2 separate regions of the Mus musculus genome follow, and region 2 is linked to region 1. A link is a loop called in an ENCODE intact Hi-C map of the cell type or tissue named here. Cell type or tissue: left cerebral cortex. All regions are shown on one strand.

Evidence for each region. Peaks named below come from ENCODE experiments on the same cell type or tissue, not always from the same donor. Only the 100,000 strongest peaks of a DNase experiment are listed, where the experiment ranks them.
Region 2: a loop joins it to region 1, with 15 times the contacts of the local background. A loop is called at or near these places in 5 of 42 quality-filtered maps.

The regions. Positions count from the first base shown.
Region 1 is chr1:158,350,577-158,358,576 of GRCm38, reverse strand. It overlaps Brinp2 (bone morphogenic protein/retinoic acid inducible neural-specific 2), which reads left to right and starts at 2,317. Exons shown (of 8, transcript NM_207583.2): 1 at 2,317-3,060. In left cerebral cortex, CTCF peaks have their summits at 3,260 and 4,383; DNase peaks (open chromatin) are centred at 3,617, 3,917, 4,660, 6,630 and 4 more places; H3K4me3 peaks cover 4,978 bases; H3K27ac peaks cover 3,397 bases.
Region 2 is chr1:157,550,027-157,558,026 of GRCm38, reverse strand. Sec16b (SEC16 homolog B (S. cerevisiae)) reads right to left here. Exons shown (of 26, transcript NM_001159986.1): 13 at 6,903-7,020; 14 at 4,983-5,094; 15 at 3,175-3,280; 16 at 1,122-1,262. Among named protein-coding and RNA genes, the nearest start is that of Sec16b, 28 kb to the right of the region's middle. In left cerebral cortex, a CTCF peak has its summit at 4,797 (motif pointing left); DNase peaks (open chromatin) are centred at 3,455, 3,614, 4,223, 4,765 and 3 more places; H3K4me3 peaks cover 744 bases; H3K27ac peaks cover 2,351 bases.

The DNA.
Region 1 (8,000 bases):
AAGTAAATGTAGTGATTTATATTCCTTGACTTTTATATTCATTTAGAAGAAAAGATAGTATGTGTGCAGCAACAGTTAAAGGGTGGGACTAACTCAGATGATCATCAGCTTCTTGTGGCCAAGACATTAGTGAGTGGAAGAAATAAGGTGTAGAGCACTGTATCCTCCTAATATTCTATATTTTCACGGTTTAAGAGAGAGTGAAATTCTTTGGGAGTGGGTATTTGCATAGTAGTCCTCTTTGGGCTGTTATTAGATTTACTAAGAAAGAATCAATGTTTGCTTCTTGTAATGTTGGAAATGAAGTGAATAGTAGTTACCTCAAAGTACCTTCATCAGATGAACATTTGTAGGTTTTTTTAGTGTGTGATTTTCTTCATTAAAATATCATGGGTGATTTAAGAAAACACAGCCAAGTTTCTTGATTTTCATCAAGATTTTGATTGGCTGTCCCTTCTTGAGAAATCCTGGCACTTTCCTTCTTTCCATTGACAGAAGTTACACCTGTCCTACCATTCATCCATTCCCTCACTCCCTCAAGTTATTTCACAGGAAGACCTCCAAAGCGTTCTTACGTGGGTTAGGTTCAGTGGGCCTCTGTCTCTAGGAATCTCAGGAACAACTGGCTCCACAGTCAGGAGCAGTTAAACTCTCAGTAGTTTATTTAGATATTTTATCTTAGTTGAAGATCTGGGGACTCCACAGGACCGCCATTCTCTGGCATGTTTTATAGCCAGACTCCTGCAGAGTGTAGAAGGAATAACTTGGGTGAGATGCAGAGTAGAAAACAAGTAGAGATCAGATATGATGGAAATGGGTGGGGGTTTGTAGATAAGAAGCAGTTTCTAGACTTCCTCACTCTTTCAGAGCATCTGGCTAAAGGGGCACTTTATACCTAACCCCAGATATATCCTTCCTCTGTGTACATCTAACCTCTGCCCTCTGTTTTGTCTACTTCTTTCCAAAACAATCTCCGATGTTGCTCTCAACTCAAGGAAACTAAATGGAGACACTTGTCTCCCTCTCTGCCTATTCTCCTCTATATAGGCCTTCATCATGTGACTCACTGGGAATTCCCCCACATCCCTTGCCACTTTCAACTTATCTTTCTTCAACAACGGCTCTTTCCAAAATTTAGTGTAGTTCGCCAGTTAGTAGGATGCATTTCAGCCTCACACATTTATTAGAACATCAAAAACATATCGTTCACATCCATTCAATTAAAGTTAATATCTTTATTCCTCCTTCTTTCCTTCTTTCCCTCCTTTTCTCCCTCCCTTACCCACTGCCCGGACTTCCCTTTCACAGGCTCAGCAGACAGCACCTGCTTCTCAGAAACAAGGCTTGTCCTGTTCTCCTTTCTCTAGTCTTCCTTTAAAAAATGCGAGTCCCTCTTCCTGACAGCCACTGGAGTGAAAGGAGACACACAGAAGGAAACCATCACAGGCAAAACAATTCTCTTTCTTTTTGGACGCAGGCCATTTCAGAGGTCTCCCCAGAATCCCCAAGTTCTCCTCTTTGCTGTTGTCCCTACAGGTCTGGTGTGGGGCGTGAGGTGTCTCAATTTAGCTGTTCAGCGATTCTCTGCCTGGTCATCTTACCACAGAGCTCCTGTGGTCTTTTGCCTCCCTCTTTACCCCCTCCCTCCCCCCCCCCCGCCCCCGGCCCCGGGGTGTGTGTGTGTGTGTGTGTGTGTGTGTGTGTGAGAGAGAGAGAGAGAGAGAGAGAGAGAGAGAGAGAGAGAGAGAGAGAGCTATTTCTCACTTGGGGGCTCACTTCTAATTAAGTAATTCAGGAGGTTTAAAAAGCACAGAACAACTAAATGAAACCTCAAATTAGAAGGAAAATGGCTCAAATGGGTCCCCATCTCTGGGAGTTCTGGTTAAGCAAGCAAACAAAATGGGCTGGGACGAATGAATATTGTAACTCAGAAGACCAAAGCAAATGTAATTAGTTCCCAGTCTACTTCTTGTTCCTCAGCCTCTGACACGCTCCAATCTCACTCCCAACGCCACACGCAGCCGCGAATTTATCCAATTCTTCCTTATCCTTACTGCGGGGAGGGGGAAAAAGTCGCTGCTGCAAAAAGCTGGGAGGGTTAACAGAGCTGGTACCCCAGCCTGCCAGCTAGCCAAAGGAGATTGCCGGTAGGCCTCAGAACCCGCCTCCTGCCAGGCTTCACAGCCAATGGGAGCCTGTGGTGAGTATGGCGCAGGGTCCTATTGGCTGCCAACCTACGTGCATAAGAAAGAACGAGAGAGGCAGGCAGGGCAGCATTGTTATCTTAAGACACTCATCCGGTGTCTGAGTCTGCAGGTGACACTGGTTAGGTACGGACCGGGAAGCCGGAGTGGGGACGCGCCGGGCTGCAGCTCCAGGATGGAATCCGCCTGCCTGCCGCGCGGCTCGCGGCTCAACCCGCAGCGCCTCCGCTGAGCTCGACGGGTTCCGGAGGACTTGGAAATGCACCTGCCGCGCGCTCCGAGGACACCAGCAGGTCCTCAGGCAGCCGAAGGAGCCCAGACGCCTGAGGAACGATTTCTGTCCATGTACAAGGCACAGATTTCGGATGACAGGGCGGGTGAGTCTCTTTAGAGTTGGAAAAAAAAGAAGGCAAGATCTTGGGTTTCACCTCGGTCGAGGGACAGGGGACTTCTCAGTTGGCTTCCCACTTTCCTCACCTCTCCCACGCCGCGTGCGACCCAGCCTAGTGCTGATCCCACTTCACAGATGCTGTGGGTGCCTGGGATGCTCGCTGCTCCACGGCAAGGCAGCAGGCAAGTGGTCTAAAAGCTGCCGCCGCGGCGGCGGCGGCGACAGCAAAGCCCAGAGCAGGAGAATTTGAAAAGAGACATCCGTTCCCTCTCACAAGCTGAGGGGGTGGCATTTCATATTTCCCCAAAGGAGAAAGAGCCACAAGAAATCATGAAGTAAAAACTTTGGAAGGCTGCCACTGGAGATGTTGCACAAAAATCAGGCGTCTTTTGGGAGTCTCCTCGCAGTCCTTGGTGGTTTGGGGAGCAGCTGATACAGCAAGAAGGACTCTTACAAGGATTCAAGGTAATCGTGCAGGGGTCTGTACCCCTGGGTTTTCTGTATCACCTTTCGTTGTGATTTTCATGAGTCCTCATTCAACCTTCTTGTCTGGTGCCTGGCAATTGCAAGCAAAAGGAATAACTCCCATTCCACCCCGTAGTTTCTGTCAGGTGGAGCTTAGCAGTGGACTTTGGGTTTGAGCTGACTCTGGAATCGCCTCCTGGTGTCGCATGGCTGTCACAGAGCTTGGGCACTCTGCCTGACCTATATTGGTTTTTTTTTTTTTTTTTCTTTTTTTGCCTGGTTTAAGTCCTTAAAGTTAGTGCAACTCCCATTAGCTTTCGAAAATTCATTCGGGCTCCATAATTGCAGAGGATGACAAGGACTTTTGCTTGCCTAGCTGATGCCGGACAGAACTGCACGAGGTTCACTGTGTTTGGGGAGGACCCTAAAGACCTGGTATTCTTTTGTGCAATATAGCTGTATTCACATGGTCATTAAAGCCCTGTGGCATGCTTTAGAGGCCAGTCTATTTCTTCTATGAACATGTAATGAGGGACAAAAATAATTCCTAGGAGTGAATCCCATAGTCTCCTTTGGGTGGTATAACAGAAACCCCAATCGACTGAGTCAATCCTGGTAGTACACTGGAGACACTACAGGGAGAATATTGCTGTGCTGAAGGGAAGGGTCTGTTGAGACTATCTATCAGAGTGTTTTCCCTGTTCATACACAGCTGTGTGTGTGTGTGTGTGTGTGTGTGTGTGTGTGTGTGTGTGTGTGTGTGTGTGTGTGTGTGTGTTCACAGCTGTATGAAGGAAGCTGGCTGCTCACAGAAACACTAAGCATCTCTGCCTAGCCCCTGCTCGGGCCATGATGCCTGGGGTGTCGCTACCCAGTAGGAGGATGAACTTGTACACTGCTGTTCTAGCCCAGAGGAGTTCTCTCTTCACCAAGCAGTCTTTCTTCACGGTACATATTTATCCAGGGTATATAGACTTAAGCCAAATATTAACTAACAATCAACTGGATGCACTGTAATGTGATTGAACAGACCTTTCTGTAAAGAACCATATGTATGCTTTCCCTGTCCTGGGAGCAGGTTGCCCTGAGTAGGAACAAATGTGCTAAGAGAATATCAATTATGAAATAAAATCCGGACCGTATCCAACAGGGCCAGTGATATGTTAGCATAGGCCAATAAGAAGAATTAAACATATACACTGTGAGTTAAGTATTTCTCCCCAGGTCTTCTCTAGACAAGTGTATGTTGATTCCTTTGCTTTCCTCGCCCCCCTGGCCAGGCTCTTGGAAGATATGCAATGCCTGTATTAACCAGGAAGCTATAGGATTCTACTAAATCCCCTGGGGGGCAGTCTGATGACATCAGGAAACAGCTAGAGTGATGCTGAAGTCTATGTGTTTTCCCTCTTGATTTTGCACAGTTGTATGCCTGGTTTTTGTTTGTTTGTTTGTTTGTTTATGACATGGCCCTCATGAGTTCCTTCTCACCTGGAATGAGTTGCTATGTAGCACTGAGAGCATGACCAAGCAATGCTGCCACAGTGATCTATCTTACCAGTACCATAGCTGCTACCCACTCTGGGAAAAGATGCATGCTCTGCTTCTGTGAGGAAAGAAGAATTTGGAAAGATGCCGAGCAAGGAGACTGTGTTTGAGAGCAAGCGTCAGACCAGAATCTTGGCTGCTGGAAAACAGCTGGTTTTAAGGGGTTTGACAGCTGGGCTGCAGCCATGGGGAAGCCAGAAGCATTCTTGACTCTTACTTCTTTCGCCTTACAAAAAAATGGAGTTGTCTTTCCTTTCCCAGAATGGAGTGGTATGTGTTCAGTGTGGAAACAAGAAAAGTCAGAGGAGGTAAACGCTGGGGAGGACAGAAGGGCCCGATTCTTCTTGTGTTGGCCTGGTTTGGGGAATGGGAAACATCTCTTCCTGGACCTCAAGATCCCCTTCAGAGTGTTCCTCTCTGGCCTCCTGACAGGTTGTTTACTGAGCAAAGCCAGAGGGCACAGAACGTCCCTGCTCCCTGCGTCATCAACTCCTCCTGATCCTCTTCCCCAAGGTACAGGCTTGCACCTGGGAGCACCACCTTAGACCTATCCCTCAGGGAGGGTGCTCCAAAATCCCTCTCCACTCACAAACAAGAGGTAATCTGAAGGGACTGGAGATAATGTGTGGGCACTTTGCACTGGCTGGAATGTTCAGTGTTCAGGTTCCTAGCTAGTGTTTAAGCGAGCACTGTGTGGTATTACTTCTGGAGAGCCATTCTTTCTTCTTATTAAATAATAAGTCCTTGCATATATTTTGAAGAGCTCCTTTCCCAAAGAGCTGGGAGCATTTACAGAAGTCCTCTACATAATTCTCAGATGGCTTATAGTCTCCTTTGTCTTTGGTTATCCTAAGATGTAGAGCGTGAAAGACTTCAGTCTTCTTCTTGGAAAGGGGAGTGCAGAGAACCCCAGAAGAAGATCTGTCTTACACAGGACACACAGCAGTAGGAAAACTCATGGAATGGAGGCCTGGGTCTTACTGCTTCCTAATTAACCTCAGTCCCCTGGGCTCCTTCTAAGGCATAGTTCCATCTCAGTGTTTGCGATCTGACTTGGTTGCTTTATACGTTACAAAGCAAGGAGGCTGTGATGTGATTTGGGGGGTCCTCCTCTGGCAGTACATCAAGGCACAGAGGGATAAAAAAAACCTTAGGAAACTTTAACCCCATGATTTTGTAGTCTACTTGGGAAAATAGGCCTATGTCCAGGCAAAGGTAAATGATGATGTATTCTCAACAGAAGTTCAATACAAGAGAAGTCAAAAGGCTGACCCTATTAATCAGCCATTGATCTGTACTAATAATAAGAGCTATCAGTATTTCACGAAGGGAGAATTAGAATGGAGCCATGAGAGTTAGAGTGGAATATTTTGGGTAGGCAGAGCAGGGCTAACGGGCTCTAGTTGATCAAGTCCCTCACTGGAACACAGGCACAGGGAGAAGCTGAAACCAGCATGGTCTGCATGGGCCTTTGGGGCCACCTCTCTTGCAACCTGGAAATCCTATGTATCTGTGTTCATTGTATTAAACATGTACGGCCTAGCGGAAGTTGATCTAGGATCCTGACAGGGCTCTGAAATACTGGGCATATTGCTAGACATTGGAAATGTTACCTGGCCTTCCATCCACTCTCAGGTCTAAGCCACATACAATGGGAAAAGCTTTACTCAAGGTCAGAGAGCCTATCAACTTTATATCAAAAAAAAAATTTGAATGACGATGTTGGGGAAGGCAGGCAAATTTCAAGAGAACACAAGAAAAGACTTCTCATATTTTAGAATCAGAATCCTTTAAGAGAGAGCTTTGATTTTCCCCCATTTCCTATTTCTCCACCCAAATGTTCCTCTTGGGGTTTACTTGGAACCGGCAAAATGCCAAAGCCCTTAGGCATTTAGCATTGAGCAGAAGATTTCCAATCTTAAGATTCTTGAGCATGCCCATGTACATAACCTCTTGTCTCCTCTTCTCTTTCCCTTTTAATAAAACATATGCTGTTGCAGTCACAAAGGAGGAGACCACAAAAAAAGACAGGAGGGGGTGGGGAGTGGTACTGCCCGCAGCTGTACCACGGGGTTCTGTGATTGTTCAGCAGAGCAAAGAAGGGAGAGGCATGGTGTCAGCCTGGGTAGAACCAAGGGGAGTCTAAGGGCTGCTGCTGTCTCACAGGAGAAGGCTGCAGCCAGTTACACACACACACACACACACACACACACACACACACACACACACTTGTTCTAGGAGTTGGTCTGAAGCATCACTCAGGCTGCACGCCACTGTGTGAATGGCTCCATCCTTACAATAGGGAACGCTCCCTTTGGACATGAGAAGAGAATGACTTGCCACAGTCCCCTCCCTAACTTCTCTGAGATCTGGAGGGAGTTCCCTGGGAGCGCAGACTCTCTGTGTATTTGGTCCAAGAGTACAGTCTCAAACCAGCTCTTAAGAGACATTAGCTCTCTCTTGAAGATCCTACCTTAATCCTACCTGTCACCCTTGTTTCTACTAGCACCCTTATGCTAATGGCCAGTAGCTGGGCTGTGCATAGGACTTCTTCTCTCTTTACTTTTCAGAAATGTACACTGCCATGTTCAGGGTTGAGCCAGAGTCCTGGGCCCATGATGTGTTGTTCATAATTTTGGAGGAAATCCTGCTCTGTTTGGGAAGGAAGTGTCAGAAGGCTAAATTATGATGGCTGCAGTGGGCTAGACTTCTCTAACCTACTGGTGCAGGTTGGTCCTCTTTAAATTATCACTCTGATATGCAGAGGAAAGTATGAATACCATCATCATATTCTGCCATCTTCAGTGGCTGGTCCTGTCCCATCATTTGTTTTTCTCAAACTCAGTTGCAATGCTAAAATACCTGGGGTGCTGGATTGGGTAAAATTAGGAGCCACTGCAGGCAAAAATCCACCCAAGAACTCCACAGGTAGCTCAGGGGCTCTTGAAATGCATGCCAGGATTGTAAAATTGAAAAGATTTACTTTTTCAAAAGCCATATAAGAGCCAGGCAGTGGTAGCGCACACCTTTAATCCCAGCACTTGGGAGGCAGAGGCAGGCAGATTTCTGAGTTCGAGGCCAGCCTGGTCTACAGAGTGAGTTCCAGGACAGCCAGGGCTACATAGAGAAACCCTGTCTCGAAAAAACAAACAAACAAACAAACAAAGAATTATAAGAAACTGGGTATGTGGCTCTGTTGACATGTTCCTTGCCTAACATGCCTCAAGCCCTGGATTTTGTCTCTAGCACCACATAAACCAAGCCTGGTGACACACACTTGTTAATCCTAGTACTTAGGAGGTAGAGGCAGGAAGATCAGAAGTTCAAGGTTATTCTCAACTGTATAGAGAATGGGAGGCCTGCATGGGATATAAGAGACTCTGTTTCTAAGAACA
Region 2 (8,000 bases), 800 kb after region 1:
AGTTTCCAGGCAGGCCGAGTTTCCAGGCAGGTCAGGGGCAGAAAGTGAGAAGGACAAGAGAGAGAAATGGGGCATGTGGAAAGACAACAGGGGAGAGAGGCAATAAGAAGGGAGGAGAAGCCATAATTTACTCAAACATCACATAACAAAGAATAATTGAGAAATAACAAATTCAGCAGATCTCCTCCCAAAATTGCAGTATAAATATATAAGCAACCCATTTTGGTATTATTGCCCCCAAAATATGAGAGGAAAAAGAGAGCTCTCCAGCTTTGTGTCCGTGCATTGCTGCCTTCTCTTCGAGAAACTTCTAGAATAGAAATTCGAGAAAATTCAGGGACCTTGTTAATGCTAATTCTGATTCTGGTCTGGATGGGACTCAGATCTACATTGCTCACCACCTGATGCTGCTTTCTGCCTCAAGGTGTCATTATGTTCTGTACCTAGAAACTCTAATTACTCATCCTGGGCATCAGCCCACTAGCAGTGTGGGCAGGGGCTCAGGCAGCACAGATTTTATTGGTTATAGAATCCAGCACTTGGGCCTCATGTAAAGCGGTACAGATACTGTAGAGCACCCTGCCTTTTACTCTCTAGCTAATGGAGTGGGTTTTTTTTTCCTTCAATTAATTGAAACAACTATTTTCCTGATTGTTGTTTCTTCCCAAGAAACTAAGGGTTGGTACGGTTTTTGTTTTCTTTTTTAAATGTGTCCCACACGTGATAAAATATTCCATGCATTTAAAAGTATTTTAATAAGGATCATTTCCTGGTTTAATCACTAAAATCTATTTTCAAAGGCTCGCTTTTGTAATTAGGACGGCTCACCGTAGCTTGCAGTTTAACTGTACCAGAAAAGCAGATGCACAGAACTTCTCAAGCAGAACACGCCTGCTTTGCAGTCCCCCAACCCCTCTGCCCCCTGCCCAGCCAGTTGTTCTTTGTGCAAACAGGACCTCTGCTTATCACATCGGGGCATGCATACATGGTCAAAGACAGCCGTGGGCTCCAATTTTGCAGTGTGTTCAAAGAAGATGAAATGTGGAGTTTAAGCCTCTCTACAATGGCTTCTCTGAACACTGAAGATAAAACACCTACAGAGATCCCTTTGAGACGCTCACCTTGATGAGCTCCGCTAATAGCACAGGGTGGCTGCTCCCTTCCTGGCTCAAGACAGCTGCACCAATGGCTTCACAGTAATGCAAGGCCTGGGATGCCAGGCCATAATCTGCCAGACGGGAGGCATAGAGGAGCTTATACACCTGTGAAGAGGAACGGGCCAGGGATGAGTCCATCCGGGCAGGAGAGAGGCAGAGAAATGTAGATAAGACTTCTTGGAAGTCAGCTGACTGCCAGATTCCACTCACTCTGGCATCCAAATAGCAAGGGCCCAGTGCCATTTGGGGCAATTTATCTGCATATGGGCACAACTCCAAATCCAGCCTACATACAGTTGCTGCGTGATGGAGAAAAGGATTCAGGGATCACATCAACTCGTCTTTCCAGTCTTGGGTCTCCATTGGAAAGGCAGCAGGGCAGCCCTTTTATCCAGCAGCCTACATCACAGGAAGCCTGGGCATGTGAAGTGCAGCCCCGGCACAAGGGCTTACATGAAGATACAAAACTCTACCATTTGCAGAGGCTGTGAAGCCCACAAGGAAGTGCAGGCAGATGCTGGTGTAGGGAGGAAGAGTCTCCATAGCAGGAGCTATAGGATGAGATCAAACGTGACAGCTCTGGTGTCAAACAAAGTCAATCCAATCCAAACTCATGCTAGCTGGGGGACATTTGGGCTAGCCCCTTTGTCTCTCTGTGCCTCAGCTTCCCTGTTAGAGCATGGACGATGCCACCTAGTCCACTAGAACTATAAAGATAGAATTAGGGGATTCACACAAAGTACTTAGAACAAATGGTATGCACAAGTGAGCTGGTGAGATATAACCAGCCCTTCGAGCCTCGGTTCCAACTTCTGTGAAAGGGAAAACCCCACAGGATTAGAAGTGATATTCAAGATGCACGGCAACACAATGCTGAGTGTGTGAAACAGCCGGTAAGAATAGCTATACTAAGACTACCAGCCCAGAACAACGTCAACAAAACATGTGGGCGGGATGAATAACGAAGGGAAAGAAAAGCAACCAAAGTGCCTACGCTGGAGCCCTGTGGAGGAGCAGCTAGGCAAGGCAAAACTCTCAGAAAGGAGAGGCTAAATGGGTCATGTATTTACAATACAGGGACTCATTCCCAAGGTTACGTGTGTTCTGTGTTGAGTGTGCGTTGCTATTGTAGCTGTGTACATTCTCAACAGCGGACCTTGAGGATATCCATTTAGACAAGGTCTCAGGCCTGAAGAAGGTACTTAAGGCAGAAAAGAAAGGTACCTTCCCATAAAAGGGAAAGAAAATACAGAGTAGTGTCGAGTGAATGGGAGATGGGGACCTTGGAGTCAGTGCTGTGGCTGAGATAGTCCTATTCCCAGCCCAGAAACAAACTACCTCGGTTTTATGCCAGTTTGCTGCAAGGCTTCAGTGAAGTTCACACTCCACACCAGCAAGAGACGCGAGAAAAGGCCACTGGGTAGCAGGTCTCAAAACACATAGGGGATCGGACTGGAGGATGACGCGATGCCTACGGACATAGGGTAGCAACGAGATGCCAAACAGAGGGGCTGAGGGGAGAGAAAAGAGCCTGGCAGTGCGGTTGCCACCTATACAACTGAAACCCTGAGAAGAAAGAGAGAATGGACTAAGGCCAGAGCAGGAGGGAAGCTCCTGAGAAAGGGGGAGTGGTCAGAAGGTGAGCTGTCAGAGGGACCAGAGGGCTGTAGGAGCTGAGGAGGAGCTGAGCGGAAGTGCTAGGAGAGAAGAGCCCAGGGCAGCAGGAGGACAGGAAGGGAGGGAGGGGCAGAACTGCAGCAAGATTTCCGCATGTATGCCTCCAGCAAAGACTTCTGAACCGTTTGCTTTCATGCTGTAAAATTCTGACCTTCCGGGAACATAAAAAGAAACCCTAAGCCTTCCCGCACTCCCGTTAAAGAGGACAAATGCAGGAGATGACTTGGCCGGTGGTACCAGGTGCCAAACAGCAAGGCTAAGAACCTGGCTGCCCACAACCTAGACACAGCATCGCTGATGGCCGCCCCGCCCCGCCCCGCCCCCCTCGGGGTTCAGTTACCTGGAAAGAAGGGATGAAGGATTTGGGGCGGCCCAGCATCTGGCAGTACTCGAAGATTTCCGTCCGCTGGATAGCCTCAATTGTTGCAAATTTCATAAACTCTTGACTAAAAGCAGGGAATAACAAGAACAGAGGTGAGGCGGAGATGCTGCTCTCAGGCAGGTCTATAAGAGGAAAGAGCCTGTGGGCTCAAGATAGACTGCACTTCCTCCTTGACCTCCATCTCTTTAGGTTTGGGCAATAAGTGAGAGTGCCAGCACTTCTAGAAGAGCCTGCTTGTGAGGAGGAGGCTCTGCACCTCCCTTAACATCCCCCTTCAACACCTCCCACTTCAACCTCCTAAAAACTAGTCCTCAGCCCTCAGCCCTCAGCCCTCAGCCCTCAGTCCTCAGCCCTCAGCCCTCAGCCCTCAGCCCTCAGCCCTCAGCCTGGCATGCCCCAGGAAAGACAGAGCAGCCTGAGCTTGCCAAGTGCAAAAGAGGAAGCCGTGGAGTCCAGGAGCACCACAGATGGCCTGGCACAGACTGGGGAGGACAATGGAGCCAGAAAGAAATGACAGATCTTGCACAGGAAGTTCATCCGGCCAGTGAGGAAAGAAAACAGGTGAATGTGATACACACACACATACACACACACACACACACACACACACTTGCCGTCTCCCCTCTACAGCTTGCCAGGTGCCCTATATTCCAGTCATCAGAATAATTCCAGAAGCTAACATATCTCAAGAAACTCCCCCAGGAGTCATGAACATGGGCTATAGGAAGCGAGGTACCTTTATGGGCTTGCTTAGCCCAGACAGACTGCCTTGAGAAGATGACTCTTCTATCTGAGCCCAGGCTCAAGAGAAGAATCTGTGAGGAGCACCGATTGCTATGGTGGTAGAGGATTAGGAATATCAGCTACAACTTTTGCTCCTGCAACCTTACTGTCTAGACTCCAAGTCCATCCTGATGGTGCACCCGAGAGGCTACCTTAGACAAGGCTTTCAATCCCTCAATACCTTGCTTCCCCGGTGCAGTTACCTTTTTATAAAGTAAATCTGTAACAAAGCAAACATTGCAAAGACACTGATAGCTCTGCATCTCAGAAATGTCTTCTTTCTCTCTCTTGAGACAGGTTCGTAGCCCTGGCTGGCTGGCTAGCCTAGAACTCATTGCACCACCCTGGCTAGCATTGGCCTTGCTACAATCCCCCTGTCTATACCTCTTGACTGCTAGAATTCTAGGAGCGCAATACCATGACTGCTCAGAAATCACAACTATTAAGGAGAAAGAGGTAGAAAGATCCAGAACAGTGAGGACCACCCAGGGTAAGATTATCTGCTTCAACTCACTCTTTCTCCAGGGCTTTGGGGTCCTTGGGGGGGGGGGGGAAACACCCTGATATGTGGCTACCAGAAAACAAGTGACTGATGCAGAAGGTTCCAAAGAGCTTGTGCTCCAAATTAATATATTGAAGTAGTATGGAGGCCCCAAAAAGTAGGCTCCTAGAATAAGCCCAGGGCTGCCCAAAATATACTATTGTAAACTTCATTTTTCTATGTTATCTCTGGTTGTGGAGCTAGGCTGCCACCCAGTGGCCAGAAGAGTTCAACACACACCAAGAGCACTAACAGCACCAAAGGCCCTCTGGTGGTGTGATGTGGCACCCTCTGGTCACCTTGCCTAGACTAATGCAGAAGATAGAGAGGAAGAGCGGGCAGTAGCGGAAATTTACACAAGAAAATGAGTAGTGAAGCCATGAAACCCAGTAAGGGCTAAAATAACCCGTGCAAATCATCTTTACAAAAGTCACATACGTACCTGTGGCTACTGCCCACCAAGGCCAGATGATCTGTCTTCACCGTATAGTGACCAAAGGGCACATGAGCCATGAGATAGCAGAAGTGAGATGCCTCCACAAGCCCTTTTCCAGCTGCAGGAGGAGAACAAGAGCCCAGGCGTGAGGCACACCCTGTGGGACCCAGTGTCTGAGTAGAACAGAGAGTTAAATAGTGGACCCCAGGGTCAGAGCGGAAACCTGATATGAATAAACCAGGGGAGTTCTTGTGACATCTCCCTTTCCTTCCCTCCTGCATCAGTGTTTCTGACCTCAGATCCTGCATTTCAGTTCTCATCAGCCACAACCAGGATGCTGTGTGCTGTTTCACGTCCCCCTGATGAGTTTTTCATTGGGAATTTTCTAAAAGTCATGGTCATTCCTGGGGCTGAGAATCGAGACAAGATGCCTATACCTAAGTAAAGTAGGACATCAGAAACGGATTTTAAACATCCTTGTGGGGTGTGGCTGCTTCCTTGTGGGGTGTGGCTGCTTGTGGGGTGTGGCTGCTTCCTTGTGGGGTGTGGCTGCTTCCTTGTGGGGTGTGGCTGCTTCCTTGTGGGGTGTGGCTGCTTCCTTGTGGGGTGTGGCTGCTTGTGGGGTGTGGCTGCTTCCTTGTGGGGTGTGGCTGCTTCCTTGTGGGGTGTGGCTGCTTCCTTGTGGGGTGTGGCTGCTTCCTTGTGGGGTGTGGCTGCTTCCTTGTGGGGTGTGGCTGCTTGTGGGGTGTGGCTGCTTCCTCTACTGAAGTTGGATGATTGAAGACTTTTCCTGTGCTCATAAAAAATCACATCAATTACCAAGTTGTTCCTGACTTTTAAATGTTCTCCAAACATTTTCTACTACTTTAAACTCGAATTAAGTGGGTGTGACAGTCAATCTTCATTGTCAACTTGAATAGACTATCTTAGGAAATACCTCTGGGTGTGACCTTCAGGGTGCTTCCAGAAAGGTTTAACTGAATCGGGAGGACTCATTTGGAGTGTGGGAGGCACTATCCTCTGGGCTAGGATCTAGGAGTGAAGAGAAAGAGAGGGAAGGAGCCCATCACCCATCTCTGCTTCCTGGCCGTGAACACCAGGCCTCTAGTCACATCTCAACCGTCTGCCGTGACAGACTGTGTTTCCTAGAACTGTGAGCCAGAGAAACCCCCTTGCTTAAGTTGGTTTGGTCGGCCATTTTGCCACAGCAGTGAGAAAATGGCTAACAGCGGGTGAAGTACAGAGTCTGGTGCCCAATAGACATGGGTCCCCTTTCAAGCAGACAGCTGGGTCACAACCTTACAGAGGGCTGCTTCAAATTCAGAAGAGCAGTTGTTCACAGCGTTCCACAAAGAACACCATGGTTTCTAAAAGTTAGACCAAATTTGTGAAGTAGAGATCTGGATATCCTGTAGACATTCCACACTTGTAAGGCCCTGTTCTCAGACAGATAATAGAAATAAAGACAGAAAGCTACCAAGGTGGTTTAGGCAAAAGCAGCATTTCCCATCTGAAGTCCCCGAGGCAAGAGGAAGTGGCACGCCCCTGTGTTAGCTCAAGGTAAAGGCACCTCACCTGTAAGTAGAAAGTGAAGAGGAGGCTATATAGCAATGGAAACACAACGCTCCCAGTGGGAATTCTGGGAAACAGATATGGAAAAACAAACAAACACACAAACATAGCAAAAGCAGATGAAGGTACCTTTCCCTGGGGTTTCTTAACCAGGAGGCTAACAGCGGCAAGATTACAGTTATAAAGTAACAACTAAATAGTTTTATGGTTGGGGTTGGGGTGGGGGTCACCACAGCATGAGGAACTGTATCAAAGGTGCTAGCATTAGGAAAGTTGAGAAACACTAGGAAACACTAAACTAATGTCAGACATGGAAAGTTGCCCCAGGGAAGGCGTAAGCCAATTTCTGCTTACCCAGGGTATCCCCCATGCTGACAATCGCTCGCTGGTACAACTCTGTATCTCCAGCCTGATTTGACAGGATCACAGCCAAGTGGGGCCGCCAGTCTCCCCACTGTTTGTCTCCACAAACCTGAAAAATAATAACGAATTACAGAATCATTTACCACAAACCAGGGTGTAGTTAAGAAGGCTGCTGTTTATTCGTAGGTATGGAGTTCAAGGAATGTCTGCTATGCTATTGATGCTATTATTCAGTGTGTGTGATGCTAATACTCATTGATTCGGAGTTCCATCTGCCTGAAGCAGCAGGTGTGTGGCACAGAACAAGTTGGCGGCCCACACCTGTAAACCTAGCACTCGGGAGGCTAAGAGGGCATCACGAGTTTGAGGCCTGTCTGGACCAGAATGAGACCCTGTCTCAAAATACAAATAAAAAGAGCCAGGTGCTGGTGGCACCGCACGCCTTTAATCCCAGCCCTTGGGAGGCAGAGGCAGGCGGATTTCTGAGTTCAAGGCCAGCCTGGTCTACAGAGTGAGTTCCAGGACAGCCAGAGCTACACAGAGAAACCCTGTCTTGAAAAAGCCAAAAAATAAAAAAATAATAAATAATAAAGAGAGGGAAAATAATATATACATACACACGCACACACACACAGAATCACCCACACACCCACACATACAGAGACACAAAAATACATACACATATATACACTCGCACACAGACACACATAGAAACATAGAAACAGATACACAGGCATATATACATACAGACACATACACACAGAGACACAAAAACATACATACAGACATACAAACACACATATAAAAAAACACAGACATACACACATATACCCTTACACACATAAACACATACATACACACAGACAGACACACAGAGAGGGACACACACACACAGATACACATACACAGATACAAACACATACCCACACATACAGAAACATAGACACAAAAGCTCACAAACACATACAAGCCCATACACATGTATATCACACACAGATACACACTAGTTATAAAAGTGATAAATAAGGTGGAATTATTAGTTTACTGATTTTCCAATTTCTTCTCTGTGCCTTCACTTCAATTATCTAG